2 separate regions of the Homo sapiens genome follow, and region 2 is linked to region 1. Evidence: chromatin contacts called from ENCODE Hi-C or POLR2A ChIA-PET data. All regions are on one chromosome and are shown on one strand. The core of a region is the stretch at or near the end of the contact, and the rest is flanking DNA. Distances in the headings are between cores, read along the strand shown. Region 1 holds the start of SHISA9 (shisa family member 9). Region 2 has its middle 31 kb from the start of CPPED1.

The links. Hi-C counts contacts between places; a loop is a spot of excess contacts on that map. ChIA-PET counts read pairs that join two places held with the same protein, here RNA polymerase II (POLR2A). Pooled maps may share reads with other maps.
Region 2: a loop to region 1 is called in a map of PC-9, with 7 times the contacts of the local background. The contact joins the enhancer-like site here to the promoter of SHISA9 in region 1. A Hi-C loop is called at or near these places in 2 of 168 maps with a recorded cell type or tissue (CD4-positive, alpha-beta T cell and PC-9) and 1 of 50 pooled maps. POLR2A ChIA-PET finds 5 or more read pairs at or near these places in 3 of 52 experiments (HEK293, HEK293T and activated CD4-positive, alpha-beta T cell).

What each region holds. Positions count from the first base shown.
Region 1 is chr16:12,899,581-12,904,742 of GRCh38, reverse strand. It overlaps SHISA9 (shisa family member 9), which reads right to left and starts at 3,145. Exons shown (of 5, transcript NM_001145204.3): 1 at 2,116-3,145. The coding sequence starts at 2,678.
Region 2 is chr16:12,832,241-12,837,402 of GRCh38, reverse strand. No RefSeq gene overlaps it. Among named protein-coding and RNA genes, the nearest start is that of CPPED1, 31 kb to the right of the region's middle. Within about 2 kb of position 2,867, at least 2 of the 41 ENCODE cell types and tissues checked have a DNase peak (open chromatin) inside an H3K27ac peak, as active enhancers do; they include PC-9, where a contact is called at or near this core.

The sequences.
Region 1 (5,162 bases), core at 1,896-4,395:
CCTTAGAAGCTGCCAGTAAAAATCAACAACTCTCTTTTCGGGAGTATGCACTTCCACTCCATTCTGGAATTCTCAAAAATGTATACTGGGAGGACCTGTGTTGAGGCTCTGGTACCCTAGGACTGGGTCCCCTAGATTCTGCCACCAGGCCGACCCTCCCTATACCTGCAGAAGAAAGTAGCTGCAACCCGCTCAGCTGTGTTCATTTTTCCCCCAGCAGAGCTGCACGGGGGCAGGACCAGGAAGTTGGGCCCTTGGGTAACCGGTAGAGAGCTGTCACCAGAACGCCCAGATCAAAGAGGGCTGATCTAGCATCACTTTCTCCCACAGATGCCCAAAGGTTAGCTCCTCTCCCCACCTGCTCACCTCCCGTCAGGCCAACCATCAAGGAGGACTCTTTTAAGAGCTGGTTCGCGAGGGCAGGGCTTGATGGAGATTTCAGCAGTAGTTAACCAAATCTGCAAGGCAGCCTACCTGTCTCGGAGTCAATCTTTCCCTACCAAGGCGACACCCGCTGCCTCAGTCCTGAGACCACTTCTCCCCTCATCTTAACACAGACCCGGGGAATTAACAGGGACTGGCCTGGCCGGTGGGGCTGGGGACAGGCCACCCTGTGGTTGCGGAAGGTGGGCGGGGCCAGAGCTTTACTCCTTTAGTAGGTCAGGGTTTCTTTGAAGCCCCTCGGAGCTTACTTCTGTGCAGCAAGACCCCACCATCCACCCACAGCTCCCTGCTGACCCAAACCGAGAACTTCCTCACCTCTTCCCCCAAAATCTCTTCTCTCTGGGGGAAAAAAAAAAATCTCATCGGATACTCTGCGTATAAATAGAAAATAATTACTAGTGAGGTGGTGATGTTCCTTTGCCTATTTTTGGTGGGTCTCTTTGTTCAGATTTTTTAGGCATCACACGGAGCGCGTGCACACACGCGCGCACACACACAGGCCCCCGGCAGAGGGGGCGCGGAAGAAGGGGTGGGGAGAGGGTAGAGAAAAATACAGCGACTTCGTTGCCCAGACTCTGAAAGGGGACAGTTAAAGCTTATGCCCCAACCATCCAGCTGTTCGCAGGCCGCTAGTCACTCCTTCCACCCCGCCCGCCCGGACCTCACGCCAACCCCCAGCCTCTCCCGCGGCCGGGGGCTTAGTGCTCCTAGTGGCTGCGTCCTCCGCCTCCAAAGTTACGGAGTTTGCGAATCGATTTAGACACTTAAAATAAAAAAAATTTAAAAAAAGCAAAAGGCAAATAGCTCCATTAATCCCCCAAAGCCTTCTCCCATCTGCTGGAACTAGCTGGTGCTGGGGCTTGCATAATGAACAAGGCAAACCCGAAAGTTGACGAAATCAGGGTGCTTGGAAGTGAGGGCGCGCGAGGAGGGGGCTCGGGCCCCCGGAGTCCACGCCAGCCAGGGCAAGGGGCTCAATCTGCAGCGATGGCCACGGCCCCGGGCAGGGAGAAGTGGTGGCCAGAGAAAGGGATGAGGTGGGTAAAGGGGCGGGGGCAGCTGAGGTCCCAAATCCAGGGACGGCGAAGCTCTGGGAAAGCGAGGCGGCCGCTCCAAGCAAGGCTTTTGTTCTCGCCCTCCCCTCACTCCACCTCCCTCGTCTCCTTTTCGCGAGTCGTACGAGTTGCAGGCGGCACTCACTCTGACCCTCCCTCCTTCACACACGCGCGCTCGGGCTCACACACGCCCCCCTCCCCTTTCGGGCTCGCCTGCCCCTGTTTACCAAAAAGCTAGCACCTGGAATCCGAGGGGTGCCATGGACCCTCTCCCCAAACCCGAAGATTTCGGGGCCACGGGCTCCCAGGCTACGTGTCTCAAGTCCGCCTCAGTCACCAGCGGGAGGAGGCGGCCAGAGGGTGAGGGAGCAGAGTCACACACACACACACACACGCTCACACACACACGAACACGCTCAGACCCACACCTGTGCTGAGCCCAGCGCCCCTTCTCCGTGTTCCAAGCCGAAGTTGGCTTCCCGGTGACATCCCCCAGCGGAGAGGCTGGGATGCGGGGAGCGGGGACCGTGGGGAGCGCCATTGCCTGGGGGAAGGTGGGGAGGAGAGAGCAGGGAGAGCGAAGCCCCGAGGGGAGGGCGAAGGGGAGGCAGCCCACCTGGACATGTGCTCCCTTTGGGGCCGGTGCGCTTTCTCCAGCCCCAGCTTGGTGAAGATGCCCACGAGCACCATGACGGCCACCACCCCGCAGATGATGTAGACGATCAGGTTGGTCTTGTCCTTGGTGGGGTCGTGCAAGGGGTCGTCCTTGCGGGCGGGGGGCTTGCCGGTGTTGAGCCAGAGCGGCGTGTCGTAGTTGGTGCAGGTGCTTTGGTTCAGTCGCCGCTTCTTAAACGTGCAGCAGAACCGGAAGCCACAAGTCCCGCAGCAGAAGATGAAGTCGCCCGAGCTGCAGTTGAACGGCGGGTCCCACTGGCCCATGACATCGAAGTAGCCCCGGCAGAAGTCCGGCGTGGGCGCCCGGGTCGGGGGCGCGTCCGATGCCTCAGCGCCCTCGCTGGCCTCTCCGGAGGCGGCCCCGGAGCGGTTGCCCCCCGCCAGCAGCAACACGCCGCCCAGTTGCGCCAGCTGCCCGTGTCCCGCTCGCTCCTGCGCCCGGCACACGCGGGCGCACAGCTCGGTGAGGAAGCAACCGAGGAGCAGCCGAAGGACGCGGCGCATGGTGTCTCCCAGCCCGGGCTCGGCCGCTCGGCCGCCGCTGGAGCCTCTGCGGCCGCCTCTCGAGGCGCGGCCGAAGCTGCCGAGGCTGCTGCCGGGAGCTGCGAGCCGCCGCGGGCCGCACATGCAGGGAGCGGCGCGGGGCGCTCGGTGGTCGGCGGCCACTGCGCTCGGCTCAGCCCGCGTTCGCCTCAGCCCGCGTTCGCCTCCAGCGCGCCGCGCGCCGAGGGGCCGGCCGGGGAGGAGCGCGCCCGGCCGGGCGGGGGGAGGATGAGCGGGGTCAAGCGCGGGGTGCAGGTCCGGCCGGCCACTGGGTGAGGCGGGGGTGGAGAGCAGAGGAGAATCGGGCTGGCAGCGCCTAGCCTTGGCCGGCAGCCCCGGACTGGCCGCCCCTAGCCCTCTCGCAGTATCCCTCTCACCTCACCAGCTCGCCAAGTGCGCTGAAGAGAGCGAAGCGACACTTGTGGAATGAAGGGAGGGCAGGAGGGAAGGGGGAGGGGGAGGAGGGCGGGCAGAGGAGGCGCGGGTGGGGGGGGGCGGGCGCGAGCTCTAGAGGGGCGGGGGCGCGGGGAAGAGGTGACTAGAGCGGGAGCTAGCTGGGGGGCGTGCAGAGCTGAGCCAGGCGAGCGGACGGGGAGGAGCGAGCTCGGCAGCAGCCGAGGCTAGAGGAGCCGCTCGGATTTCCAGGCAGGTGGAAAACCGCGGCAGGACCTCCCGCGCCCTCTCTGGGTAGGAGGCGCGGCTCAGCCCTGTCCAGAGCGCAGAGGCGGCTCAGCTCGTAGCTTTTTCACCGGTGCGTGTGCAGGAGCGGCGGCCGAAATCTGTGCATCAGGGGAAGGATGACTCGGAGAGGATGGGGACAGACTAAATGGCTTTCACTCCAAGACAGACTGGGTGCAGTCTGGTCAGGATCGCCCCTCCCAGGCGTGCGGGGCCTCCTTGCCCTTCCCGGCTGCGCCCTCCAGCCCTGAGCGCAACCCGCATGGCTCAACTCTCTGGGCCCAAGCAAGGACCCAGGCGGAGCTGGGAAGGACAGGTGGCAAGCCCCTGAGCCAGGGATAAGCACCCTCCGGGGGAGAGGGGCTCGGGATGAACGAATCAAAGAAGGTCGGGGGTAAGAGGGGACAGCCGAACAAGGCCGAGGCTATGGCGTGTCCTGGAAGGTCTTTCCTTGGAAGTCCCCCAGCCTCTCGAACCTGCCGCTTTCTGTCCCTCTTCGCCCCCGCAGCGTTTTCTGCGCTCCACAGGAGGGAACACCGCGGCGCCGCCTCTGCGCTCCCGGATCTGGCGCAGCGCAAGGCCTGGGCACCCAGCCTCAGCCACCCTCCCGGACCTGGAGCCCGCGCATCGGTCTCTGGAGCTGGCTGGCCCCTGTCCCCACGGATCCCCCCGGAAATCCTCACCGGGGGCTGCAGAGCTCTGCCTTGCTTCCTCAGCTTCCAGCCTCCCGTCTCCTCTGTGTTTCCAAATCTGCCCTCTCTCTCCTAGCGAATTCCAGCTCCCCGGAGGCCCTCTCTCATTTCTCCCACCTCTTTCTCTCCTCTGCTTGAATTTGACTCCAGTAGCCCCAAAACAGGATTTGCACCAAAGCTGCTACACCAAATTTAGATCTCCCCACGCCCCGGCGTTTTGTTTTTTAATTGCATTAACTAAGTATACACTTTGCAGGCTGCTAGGCGATTTGCAAGGAGATAATGTTTCCACAACCCTCCTCTCCACTTGGCTGCAGTCAAGGGCTTCTCAGGGCATCTTCAGAGAACGAAAAGTTGGGCGACATGTAAAATGGTTTACTAGGGTCCCCTGAATTGAGAAAGGGTGGGAGGATTTATTGGGACTCTGTTGCAAGTTTTCTCCAAATGAGAAGTTTGGCTAATCGCCCCTTCTCTTTGAAAAAAAAAGTCACATTTTGATGTTTCAAAAAAGATTTGCAAACACACAGCAAGACATTGACAGGGCATACCCAGGAGTATTATATTCCAAACCCATCTGGGGAAGGTATGAACACGTTTAATCCAGATTCACCAGATTCATTATAATAGAATCCCCAAAATAGGAGAGTATGGAAAGTCTGTCATGACTGGCAACCCACGCCCACCACCACCTTGTGAGTCCTACAAACACAAGCACTGGTGTGTGAGAGCTAATGAGAGCTGACATTTATTCAGTGCCTGCAACATACTCACTAAGCTTGCTTTTTCTAAAAGCAGCTCCTCAAGAAAGCTTAGAGCAGTGCCCAGCGTATAGCAGACAGTCTGGAAATATTTGCTGAACCACCGAGTGACTGGTTTCATGTAACTCTCTCTCCCTTAGGTAATAGTACCAGGCCCACACAACAGAGGGAGAGAATGAGCCCCAAAGCAGTTAAACCAGTTGCCCAAGTAGCTCTGCCAAATGAGTGCCAGAATTGACATTTGACCCAAGAAATTTGAGTCCAGAAACTGCCCTCCAGCCACTACATGAAATAGGCCTCCAAACTTTCTGTCTACC
Region 2 (5,162 bases), core at 1,618-4,117, 67 kb after region 1:
GCCTACCAGGTTCAAGCAATTCTCATGCCTCAGCCTTCCAAGTAGCCACAACTACAGGCACATGCCACCATGCCTGGCTAATTTTTGTATTTTTAGTAGGAACAGGGTTTCACCATGTTGGCCAGGCTGGTCTTGAACTCCTGATCTCAAGTGATCTGCCCGCCTTGGCCGCCGAAAGTGCTGGGATTACAGGCATGAAACACTGTGCCCAGCCAATTTGTAGATATTTTTTATAGCAGCATTCCACTTCCCAGTACCAAAATCTGTATTAGATTCCTAGAATTCCCATAAGGAAATATCACAGATTGGCTGCCTTAAAATAATAGAAATGTGTTCTCTTATAATTCTGGAGGCTAGAAGTCTAAAATCAAGGTGTTAGTAGGGTTATGCTCCCTCTGAAGTTTCTAGAAAATAATTCTTTCTTGCCTCTTCTAGCTTCTAGTTGCAACTGGCAATTCTTGGCATTACTTGGTTGGTGGCAGTATAACTCCAATCTCTGCCTCCAATTTTTTTTTTTTTTTTAGTGTCGTCCTCTGTCACCCAGACTGGAGTACCATGGTGTGATTTCAGCTCACTGGAGCGCAATGGTATGACCTCAGCTCACTGGAGCTGCATCCTTTGCCTCCCAGGTTCAAGTGATTCTTGTGCCTCAGCCTCCTTAGTGGCTGGGATTACAGGCATGCACCACCATGCTCAGCTAATGTTTGTATTTTTAGTAGAGACAGAGTTTTGCCATGATGACCAGGCTGGTCTCAAACTCCTGACCTCATGTGATCTGCCCACCTTGGCCTCCCAAAGTGCTGGGATTACAGGCGCGAGCCACCATGCCTGGCCTCTGCCTCCATCTTTACATGTCTCCTTTACTGAGTATCTTGTCCTTGTCTCTATCTCCAAATCACCCTCTTCTTTCTTTTATAAAGACACCAGTCAGTGGAGTAGGGTCCCTGCAAGCATGTATGACTTCATCTTAATTTGATTGATTACATCTGCAAAGACCTTGTTCACAAATTTGGTCACAATCACAGATACTAGGGGTTAGAACTTGAACATATCACTTTAAGGGACACAATTCAACCCATTATGATGACAACGATAATGATTGATTGGTTGGTGATAATGATGAATATAATGGAAAAAGAGGGAGAATAAGAGAAAGAAGATGATAAAGATAAATAAATATCGAGCACTTATTAAGTGCCATGTAGTATGCAAAGTGCCTTACCTGAATTATTTCATAAAATCTACCTAAAACCCCTATGAGAAACATACCATAATCACCTTATCTTCACTTTTCAATCAAAAAGACTTAGACTATGAGAGGGTTAAGACCATTACTCAAGGTCTCTCTACCGGCAAAGTAAATCTGAGACTCCCTCCATTTCTGTTGGAATCCTGAGCCTAGGCTCCCAACCACAATGCTCTCCTGCCTCTAATGATACTATGTCCTATTCTTTAGGGGCCCAAAGCCAGATAAATGAATATACTTAGGTTTTTACCTGCAGAAAAAGTATGCCAATTTTTGCCCAAAGTGAGCAGTACATATGTTGATTTTATGTGGTACATAGATGCAGGTCACACAGGGAAGATAATACTCCCCTCCGTGATTGATTGATTGATTGATTGATTGATTGATTGATTGATTTAGAAGGAGTCTTGCTCTCTTGCCCAGGCTGGAGTGCAGTGGCACTATCTTGGCTCACTGCAACCTCCGCCTCCCAGGTTCAAGCAATTATCCTGCCTCAGCCTCCCGAGGAGCTGGGATTACAGACGCCCACCACCACACCCAGCTAGTTTTTGTATTTTTAGTGGAGATGGTGTTTCACCATGTTGTCCAGGTTGGTCTTGAACTCCTGACCTCAAGTGATCCACCCGCCTCACACTCCTAAAGCTCTGGGATTACAGGCATGAGCCACCACGCCCAGTGAAATTGTTTTTTTAATTTGAAATAATGCAGACCTACAGGATGTTCCCACAAAAATAGCATGGAAAGTCCTGCATGGTGACATCTTATATAACTTTAGCGCTATATCAAAATCAAGAAATAGGCATTGGTACAATATTGTTAACTAGGCTACAGACTTCATTCAGATTTCACCAGTTTTTACATGTATTTGTGTGTGTGTGTGTGTTTGTGTGTGTAGTTCTATGCAATTTTATTTTGTGCATACCTCTGTACAACCACCAGCATAATCCTGATACAGAACCCATCACCACAAAGGAGGTCCTGGCAGTATTCCCTTTTCAATGTACTTCATTGCTTTAAGGAGAACGTCTTGGTTTGCATTTACTGTTTCTTTACCACCTAACACTTTCACTCTCCTTTTGATCAAAGAGATCTCAAATCTCTGTCTCAAGGTCCTTAGCAGAGACCAGAAGCTACCTAACAGGTATTGATACTGTTTTCTTCCCCGTCTAATTTTACACATGTCTATTTGTGGCAGGAAATACTAGTTTACCAGAATTGTGAGCAGTGAGAATTTTTCACATTTTTTTATTTTTTATTTTTATTTATTTATTTATTTATCTATTTATTGAGACAGAGTTTCACTCTTGTCGCCCAGGATGGAGTGCAGTGGTGCGATCTCGGCTCACTGTAACCTCTGTCTCCCAGGTTCAAGTGATTCTCCTGCCTTAGCCTCCCAAGTAGCTGGGATTACAGGCACTCACCATCATGCCCAGCTAATTTTTGTATCTTTAGTAGAGACGGGGTTTCACCATGTTGGCCAGGCTGGTCTCCAATTCCCGACCTCAGATGATTCACCCCCCTCGGCCTCCCAAGGTGCTGGGATTACAAGCGTGAGCCACCGCGCCCGGCCTGTTTTTCACTTTTAAGCCAAGGTATTTGAGTAACAAAAGTGAATCACAGAAAACTAGAAAGTAAATAATAACACAGGAGGCACGCAGGTAGGGCAAAGAAATTAGGGAAGATGGCATGCAAATGCTGAAATTTGCCAAACACTGGGTGAAGAAAGAATTTGGACCCTAATTCAGGTTCAGAGGTGTTTTATGGCATCCACCAGAAAGAAGCACATGTGGGCATGCTCCCTGGAAATACATTTCATTTCCCACTAAAACTGGAAATTAGAGTGCATTTGTATTTCTTTATTTTAAGGCCTTTCCATTAAAGGAGATTCAATTTGGCTGGTCACTCGCACCAGTGACTCATCTCGCCAGCCTTTGTATTCTTCATGTTATTAAACATTGCTGGTGCAGGGGCGGTGGCACTCCAGGGCTCAGACGAGGCAGTAGCTCCCTTCAGAAGGTCTGACAGGCAGCTCCCGCGCTGCAAAGCGGTGATGTCACCCAAGGGCAGGTCTGCTGTTTTCTCCAATGAGCAGGGAGGGAAATGAGGAGAGAACTCATGGAATCGGTCCCCAGAAGCACCCAGTGTGCACTGAAGCTCACACCGCAGAGATGAGGCTGAAAGGCAATAAATGCAAAGCGCTAATAGAGATGGCTCAACTAAGTGTTTAACTCATTATTTCAGCTTTCGGGTCTCTAATTGTTTCAGTAATTCAAAGGATATAGTATAGAGCTTTTGGATATATTGTTTAAACCCACACAAAGTGAGTCAAAAAATCAATTAATTTGTAAAACCTTATTGCTGGAAATAATATGAAGTCCACCGTCTTCCAGGCAACAAATTTTTCCTTGGTGATTTGCCTTATGGTCTTTGGAGTTTCACTTTGTGTGTGAAATAATAGAGTTCATTTTTTTGCTGACATCACTCATGCACTTCATTTATTCAATAATATTTATTGAGCCTCTACAATAATGAGAAACAGTAAGTACTGAGCACTAGAGATATATAGGGACTAGGCCAGGCACAGTGGCTCATGCCTGTAATCCCAGCACTTTCTGCTAAGGCAGAAAGATCGCTTGAGGCCAGGAGTTTGAGACCAGCCTAGGCTGGTCTCAACATAGTGAGACCCTGTTGTTAAAAAAAAATAAATTTAAAAAGCTAGCCGGGGCTGGGCATGGTGGCTTATGCCTGTAATCCCAGCACTTTGGGAGGCTGAAGCGGGCAGATCACCTGAGGTCAGGAGTTTGAGACCAGTCTGGCCAACATGGGGAAATCCCGTCTCTAATAAAAATACAAAAGTTAGCCAGGAGTGGTGGCCCACACCTATAGTCCTGGCTACTCAGGAGGCTGAGGCAGGAGGATCACTTGAGCCTGGGAGATTGAGGCTGCAGTGAGCTGTGATCCCACCACTGCACTCCAGCCTGGGCTACAAAGTGAGACCCTGTATCAAAAAAAAAAAAAGAAAAAAAAAAGGTCAGGAGCAGTGGTTTATGCCTGTAATCCCAGCACTTTGTGAGACCAAGGCAGGTGGATCACTTCAGGTCAGGAGTTTGAGGCCAGCCTGGGCAACATAGTGAAATCCCGTCTCTACTAAAAATACAAAAATTAGCCAGGCATGGTGATGCACATCTGTGGTCCCAGCTACTCAGGAGGCTGAGGCATGAGAATCACTTGAGCCTGGGAGGTAGAGGTTGCAGTGAGCCAAGATCCCGCCATTGCCCTCCAGCCTGGGCTACAGAAAAAGACCCTGTCAAAAAAAAAAAAAAAAAAAAAAAGAAAGAAAAAAAAATCTGTAGGGATTGAGTAAATACAATTTCTTATCTTCTTGGAGCTTACATTTCATGGAGGAGGCAGAAAATAAGCAGATAAACATATGTCATGCCACATAGTGATGTGTGCCATAGAAACAAACAAATACATATACATATACATATACATATACATATACATATACATATACAGTAGAAGAGTAGGGGAGAGAAATGAGAGCCCTCTTCTCATTCAGACGATACTCTAAGTGATGAATCAGTAAACATTTATTGAACACCTACTATGCACTAGGCATTCTGTTGGTGGGGAAGAAGGAACAGGTGAAATCAAAAGAATTGGTGAGCACACACTTTATGGACAAGACAGAAACAGCAATAATAATTACTATACAGGATCGGGTGTGACATTTTCCCCAATATTCCTCCAAGGCACGTGTTGTTATTCCCAGGGACTGGGAAAATTTAAATTACTTTTCACAGTGGAAAAATGCCAGCACCAAGATTCTAGCTCAGATCTGTTTGGTTCTGAAATGATTTCACTCATGCCACACTCCCTTCTCTGTACAGATGGAATTGGAGAAGAAAATGGT